3 separate regions of the Homo sapiens genome follow, and all the other regions are linked to region 3. A link is a loop called in an ENCODE intact Hi-C map of the cell type or tissue named here. Cell type or tissue: IMR-90. All regions are shown on one strand.

What was found. Hi-C counts contacts between places; a loop is a spot of excess contacts. Peaks named below come from ENCODE experiments on the same cell type or tissue, not always from the same donor. Only the 100,000 strongest peaks of a DNase experiment are listed, where the experiment ranks them.
Region 1: it touches region 3 in a loop (8-fold over the local background); 3 of 110 quality-filtered maps call a loop at or near these places.
Region 2: it touches region 3 in a loop (6-fold over the local background); 5 of 110 quality-filtered maps call a loop at or near these places.

The regions. Positions count from the first base shown.
Region 1 is chr18:24,486,282-24,488,781 of GRCh38, forward strand. No RefSeq gene overlaps it. Among named protein-coding and RNA genes, the nearest start is that of HRH4, 27 kb to the left of the region's middle. In IMR-90, a CTCF peak has its summit at 1,555 (motif pointing right); a DNase peak (open chromatin) is centred at 1,590; H3K27me3 peaks cover 581 bases.
Region 2 is chr18:24,543,238-24,545,737 of GRCh38, forward strand. No RefSeq gene overlaps it. Among named protein-coding and RNA genes, the nearest start is that of LINC01915, 84 kb to the right of the region's middle. In IMR-90, a CTCF peak has its summit at 1,014 (motif pointing right); no DNase peak of the experiment used is centred here; H3K27me3 peaks cover 344 bases.
Region 3 is chr18:24,671,590-24,674,089 of GRCh38, forward strand. No RefSeq gene overlaps it. Among named protein-coding and RNA genes, the nearest start is that of LINC01915, 45 kb to the left of the region's middle. In IMR-90, a CTCF peak has its summit at 1,160 (motif pointing left); no DNase peak of the experiment used is centred here; H3K27ac peaks cover 1,514 bases.

The DNA of each region.
Region 1 (2,500 bases), 190 kb before region 3:
CCAAACCGCCTGTTCTCTGCTCTCTTACTAAATTTCACAGTTGATCATAAAAGAAAACAACCTGCAAAATAAGTTTAGGGTAACTGTGAACATTTTTCTGATATTCACCCTTACTGAAACTTTCCAATAGGCAAGATAAAGATGTAAAAAAAAAAGATATGCTTTTTCCTCCATAGGAAGACACTTACCAGTTTCTTCTTAGATAACTGGAAACAAATGTTTTTAAAATTATTACTCTGTCTTTCCTGTTTCCTTGCCTCCAATGTAGGCCATCTGGGTCATGGCCCAGTTAGATGGGTGGTTGCAGGTTCTACGTTTCCTGGCCTCTCATTTCTGGAATCAAGTTGGTGTGAGTACAATTCTTATTTTGTATTTTTTTTCCATTTAGCGTCACATGGATGATCTGAAGTTCTGAAGGCCATATTCTTCTAGCCCATTCTCGAGACTGAGGAAAATCCCTGATGCTTTGAGACGATAGCCCCTAGCCAGGTTCATAGCATGGAGTGGTTACTAGGGGACGGGGTAGGCAGAGCCCTTGCCTTCAAGGAGTTAGAGATCGCCTGGCACGGAGTCAACAGGAACGTGAGCATGAATGTGCGCCGCAGTGAAGTGACATAGCTTGATTAATTGCTTCTTTTATAGTACTATTTGTAGGGACGCAAGAGAGGGCAGTGCTGTACAGCTGCCCCACTGCAGAGCAGCCCTGCTTGGCCCTGTATCTTTTCAGGCAACCCAGTCCTTCCACAGCAAGGCTGTGTAGCTGATGTCTTGGACATTGTATAGACAAGGCTTTGACTGGAGAAGGCTGAAATAGGATTTGCATGGATAATGGTAATGCAGAAATTTAGGTACGGTACTTACTCCACCAGCACAGGGATGAATGGCCTCATTCCTTAGAAACAAATGGATGAAGAGAGTAGTTGACTTGCCTCCGGCAGCACAATCAGCAGGTGCTGAAGCCAGAACTTGAATTCAGGGATCTGAAACTTGAGTCCAGGTGCTGAAGCTTCATCCCACACTGTCTCTCGACTCTCAGGGGGCTCTGTTCACACCATTCTCACATAGGGAAGTTAATAAGACAGAGCATGTAGAAAGAGGTGACTGGTAAGTGGACCAAACAAAAAACTGAATCAAATCAAATCAAAACAAAACAAATCGCCTGGGCGTGGTGGCTCACGCCTGTAATCCCAGCACTTTGGGAGGCCAAGGTGGGTGGATCACTTGAGGTCATGAGTTGGAGACCAGCCTGGGCAACATGGTGAACAAAAATTAGCCGTGCGTGGTGGTGAGCACCTGTAGTCCCAGCTACTCAGGAGGCTGAAGTGGGAGGATCATTTGAGCCTAGGAGGTCGAGGCTGCAGTGAGCTGAGATCACCCCACTGCACTCCCGCCTGCACCACAGAGAGAGATTCTGTCTCAAAAAAGAAAAAACAACAAACAAACAAACAAACAAACAAACCCCAAACAAACAGGACCAAAACTAAAAAGCAAATCTAAATCAACAAAATCCCGAAGTTAGGTCTTTCCCCCATCCATGTCAGCAGTCTCTGTGTTGTCCACCAGATGTCAGTAGCTCCACATAGTTTTTCTCTGTTCTGGTTCTGTCTGTGCAGCTACTGAGTACACGGGTAGGGTTGTTTTGTGTTACAATGTAAAGCAGTCTGATCACAGCACCCCACTCACTTCTCAATATTTTGTATTAAATTAAACTCAGAAAATCAGTTAAGGCTACATAAACGCCCTAAAAAATGATAAAACAATGACTTCTCCTTCTCCCCTGCTAGAAGGTAAGGCTGCCCCAGGTGCTCACATGAGGGCATACGTGCACACACACGCACTTCGCTGCATCCACCCCCACACCTGCCCTCTCCACGCGTGACACACTTCTGTTCATCCACACAGACACAGGCCCACACCAACCCACACATATCCACCCCCAATATCCACTCCACACACCACACAACCCACCCCATCCACCTCCTATCCACATTACACACACACACACACACACACACACACACACCTCGCTGCCCTGTGACATTACAAACCAGAATCACTTCTTCAAGAATCCCTTAAAATCCCCTGAGACTATAAGGTAAGTAGAAAAGTTTTTTCTGTATCTATGTCATTAGTGTCATTCCTGAATCTTTCCTAACAATATTAAAAACTACCGGCTTTTTTTTTTTTTTTTTGATGAAGTCTTGCTCTGTCACCTAGGCTAGAGTGCAGTGGCATGATCTTGGCTCACTGCAACCTCCACCTCCCAGGTTCAAGCGATTCTCCTGCCTCAACTTCCTGAGTAGCTGGGATTACAGCCCGCCACCATGCTCGGCTAATTTTTGTATTTTTGGTAGAGATGGGGTTTCACCATATTGGCCAGGCTGGTCTCGAACTCCTGACCTCAGGCGATCCACCCCACCTTGGCCTCCCAAAGTGCTGGGATTACAGACATGAGCCACTGTGCCCCAACTAAAAGCTTTTGGCTTTTTAAAAATAGCCA
Region 2 (2,500 bases), 130 kb before region 3:
CGTTTAGATCAGCCTCTGATAAGTCTGGCTGTTGAACCATGAGCTTAGGGACTGTCGCTTGTCACAAGCTCCTGTTCCATTCTCCCAGGCCACTGCTTAGTGGGTCAGCTACAAACACCACAGACTCAGTTGGCAAATTAGATAACTCAACATGTAGATTTTCAGTGTACAAACTACACAGAGATGGGATTTATACCAATTTAGCTCCTAACACTGCTTAACCCACACAGTTACCTTGTGCTGTTCCAGCCTATTTTATTCTGAGACATTTAGATCATTCAGAAACTATCCTTCTTTCTGATCTCCAGATGTGACCTCAAGGTGCAACCTCCAGATCCAAACTAGGCTGGACAGACCCACCAAATCCTTAACTGGCAGATCCTTTGGGGTATAATGCCTAGGAAATCCTCAATTCATTCATTCATTCATTCATTCATTCATTCATTCATTCATTCATTCATTCAAAGAGTCAAAAATATCCGAGCCCTTGCTATGTGCTGACATTGTGCTAAGTGCCAGGGGAGAAAAAGCAAATAAGCCCAGGGCCTTACCCTAATACAGTTCTCTGTCTGAGAGCCTTCAGCTGGGCTCATTCTTTCAGCTTTCTGTTCTTTGTTCCTGGTTTGACTTATGGAACACCGTCTCTCTCATTTTCCCGCTGTACACATTTATGGCCATCCTCACACACTGTGCTTCCCGTGGCAACTCATTGCTGACTCCAATTTGGCAGGTAGTTTATTGCCTGCTCCATTTTATAGATGAGGCAGTAGAGAGCTCTTTTTTCTATGCTTGAGCGAAGACTGTCTGCAGACATGAATGCTACAAGCTGAGAGGCAGAGGCCAGTGTTATCCTGAATTTGAAGACACAACATTCAGGCTTTTCTTGATGTTCAGAGGAACCCAAAACTGAGTTGTTCAAAAAATATTTTTTCTGGTATAATTATTTCTAGGTTGGGGGAAAAAAAAAAAAAATCACAAACCTCATCCAGGTGTAACTTAATTGACCACTGGATGTCACCATTGCTCCATATAAGTACTGTGGACGGCTGCTGGACGCTAGAATTTGGGAGCATTTGAAGGTCTGTCTCTGCATTTTTAGCACTCTTGCTTTGTCCAATTTGCATTATAGTCACCCCAGAGCTTCTGCAAAACAAGATGGGATTATAAATAAGCAACTCAACAAAGAAATAAAATTCATCTTACCAAGGAGTAACCATGGTTAATGATCTGATTTAGGTGACAAAGGGATGCTTGGGCACTTGCAAATCATCCTCAGCAAACCTGAGTGAAAGCCATCATTTTTCCTTTGTCTGGAAGTCTAGATTGTCAAGAGTCTGCGTCACACAAAGACTCAGCACAGTACTCACGGAACTGAAGAGTCACACTTTAGAGGTCACCTCTTCCAACATTCTGCCCAATGCCGGAAGCCCCTTAATCCCTGTCCCCATAGGACCCAGATGAATGGCTGCCTGCTTCTAAGCATCCCTGGAGAGCAAGCTCACAGATTCACCAAGCAGCACGTTCTGCCCCAGGAGTGCTGGAATAGAGCTGGACAGGATAGGGAGGTCTCTCTTCAACTCACACGTTTGCTGTTCCTTCATGGCTGCTGTGTGATGTTATATACTCATTAATAGAGGATGTTGTGGGAGTTTGGAGGAAGGGGCTTGGCCCAGCCCAGAGGGCATGAGAAGGAGCAGCCTTGGAAGGTTCAGTTCCTAGAGCAGTCTAAATGGGGCCTCAGGGGAGACCCTGGGCCTTTTGGCCTCCCCTAGATTATATAATGGAATGGTTGCTTACTCTGGCTGGATACAGACCCTGTGCTTTTCATGTAGATGCTCCTGGTAAGCATAGAAGGAACTCATGGAATTCAGCAGCGGTGAAATTTAATTAATATGGTTGTCTCCCCCAGGGCTGTGGATAAGGTGGATATCTCATAATAGAATCTTGGTTTTGTACTGGAGTCTGGTCTATAACTACAGGACCACTGCTATAGAAAGATGGCTTTTTTTTTTTTGGTGGAGTCTCCCTCTGTCATCCAGGCTGAACTGCAGTGGCGCGATCTTGGCTCACTGCAACCTCCGCCTCCCAGGTTCAAGTGATTTTTCTGCCTCAGCCTGCGGAGTATCTGGGACTACAGGTGCCTGCCACCGCACTGGCTAATTTTTGTATTTTTAGTAGAGATGGGGTTTCACCATATTGGCCAGGCTGGTCTCGAACTCCTGACCTCAGGTGATCCGCCCACCTCGGCCTCCCAAAGTGCTGGGACTACAGGTTTGAGCCATGGAGCCCAGTCGATAAATGGCATTTTAAAGCCAGAGGAAAGCATGACCCGTTCTGCTGTCATGCCCACTTCCATTCTTTTAGTGCAGACTGGGGCGGGAATATGTCTCCTTCTCTCCTCATTCCCTCACTTGGAAACCCAAGCAAGAGAGCTCAGAGCCCCATCTGGAGTCAGGAAAGATGGAAGAGGTGAAGAACTCCCTGAATTTTTATAAGGCTC
Region 3 (2,500 bases):
AGGGAGAGTTACAAAGACAGAGAGGAAAGGAGGGAGGGGGAGAGGGACAGAGAGGGAAAGATGGAGATTTAGAGAGAAACAACGAGAGACACAAGGAAAGCAGGCAGAGAATAAACAGAGAGAACCAGATAGCCTGGAGAAAAGCAAGTCCCCGTGCCAGGGCTGAGAGGCTGGGAGATCCTCACCCACCCACTTCGGATCTGCACTCATCCCCACCTCTTAGCCTGTATAACCCGTTGGAGCATCAAGGCTTAAGGAAGTCCGTGGAGCCTTGTAAATGTGATATGGTTTCTAATGGATACCCTGTGAATTCCCTGATGTGGAACAAAAAGGTTGTGGGACCAAAGTTAATATTTTTAGGTTTTATTTAAATAGGGGGTTATGCCAGGGATTCAGTCATGTGAGCTGGACATCTCATCCAGGTGGGAGAGTCAAATCAAGAACTGAATCCTGGGGGCGGCCAGCAGGACTGGGGGCAAGGCATGTTCATTCTTCCTAAATGAGTCTTTATTGCAAGAGTGCTGCTTTCTCTCTGGTGCTTGTTAAATACTGTATTTATGCTGTGTATTTGTATACAGTGGGATTAAGGGACCAAACTGAATTACTGATGATGGTTGCTTGAAGGGGTGTTTGACTAGGAGATTTACACAGCGTTCTTAATAATCTTTTTTATTTATTTATGGAATGTTATCATTCCAAACGTACAGTTCTGCCATCCCTTGGGAAAGATGCTTTCTGTTTGAGGGCCACCAGCTCTGCATGTTGATTTGAAAAGAGATAAAAGAGCATCTGGCCACCACAGCACAGGCTGCACTTCCCTCCCTCTTCATTATGCAGAGAGCTGATGCAATTTTTGCTTCTTTCCTATTTATACAAATAAAGACCACAATTTGGGAAATATGTCATGCTGGCATTAAACACCACCAATCTTGCTGGGTTGAAATGTACACGTTCCATTAACAACAATTATATTGTATAATTAAGGTTTTGGTCCCCAAAGTCTGACGTGGAAGCTTCCTCAAATACCGATGGGTTTATTGAAGATGTTAAAATAAATATACCCCTCCCGTTGCCCTCCTCCACTTCCCCATTCCTCGCCCCCCTTCCAAAAGCACCACCAATACCTGAGTCAATGACTTGGTCTGCAGTAAAAGTGGGGTTCAAGTGCCCTCTAGTGTAGCTGTGACTGTGTGGATATGAAAATAGAAAAGCTTTGAAAAGGCAGACAAATGCCTGCAAGCAGAATCATCGAACATTCCTGTACATTTGATGGGGCTCCTGTGTACGAGTTCCACATGATCAACACTGGGTGCAGGCAGGTGATTTGGACCCCTCAGGATGATGCTGTCCATACAATCTTGCTATAATGGTACTCTCCATCATTCTTTTGTGGGCCTCTCAGTTCAAGTTTATGTGGAAATTTCCCAAGGTGTATGCAATCTTGGCACACTCATGTGTAAACAGTTACAGGGAAAGGGCTAATGAGGTTCAAGCCCTTGCACCTGGGAGTGTCTCTTGACCTCCCCTCCCCCACCGCCCTTGCTCCCCCCCACTGCCAACCCCCACCACAGTCTTGGCACATTTTACTCTTCTGGCAGCTGGAGAGAGCTCTGACCTGTGTCTCATCAGTGAATGCTGGTTGTGACAATAATGAATTTCTAATGGCAATTAACACAGTGACAGGGTTTATAAATTATAGATTATGACAACACTCCCTGCGATCTGGTTTTTTCCTTTGAAGACCACCTGGCTACCAATAACGGTCTCACCAGCCAAATCCTGTATTTGTGGGCCAAGACAGAAGAAGAACAACAATGAAAAAAAGCTGGAAATCTTAGAGCAGACTCACATCTTAACTAGGAGAATACGTGCTGGCCCAAGTGCCCCAGGACTGAAGCAAATCAGACATAGGGGAGGAGGGAGAATGTTAGAATGAGGCACACCTGATTCAGCCGCTAAATAGTCTGGTTGGCTAAGAATCACAATCGAGGCATTTTGCCTTTCTAGTTTTCTTTGGTGAAGATCTGTGAGCATCCAAATGATATGAAGAGCAATATGGCTAATCTGCACTACTTCGTGAGTACATATATTCTGAAGAAAGTTGTAGTTGGGAAAGGTGAGGATGGGTCACTGCTCCATCCTCAGACAGGACTGTAGTGTGTGGGTGTGTCGATGTGTTTCCTTGCTGAAAGTGAAAATTGGGTAGATTTTCTTCCAGAATTGAATGATGGTGGAGGCATGATTCCTGGGTAGGCCTACACATATAGCACATGATTCTGTATTTAGTTACTCTTTAAATCCCTAGGAGAAAATTGGCTCAGGATAGAAAAGGGAAATATGTTGAAAATTTTGGTAGACTTCCTGGAAATGTGGAAGCATGCGCAATTTGTGGAGGTGATAATGTTAAGGGGATTGAACAGATAATAAACTCATACTAATACTAAGGTGAATAGGCAAGACGGATTATTTTGGGAGACTCCTGTGGCAGAAACTATTGACT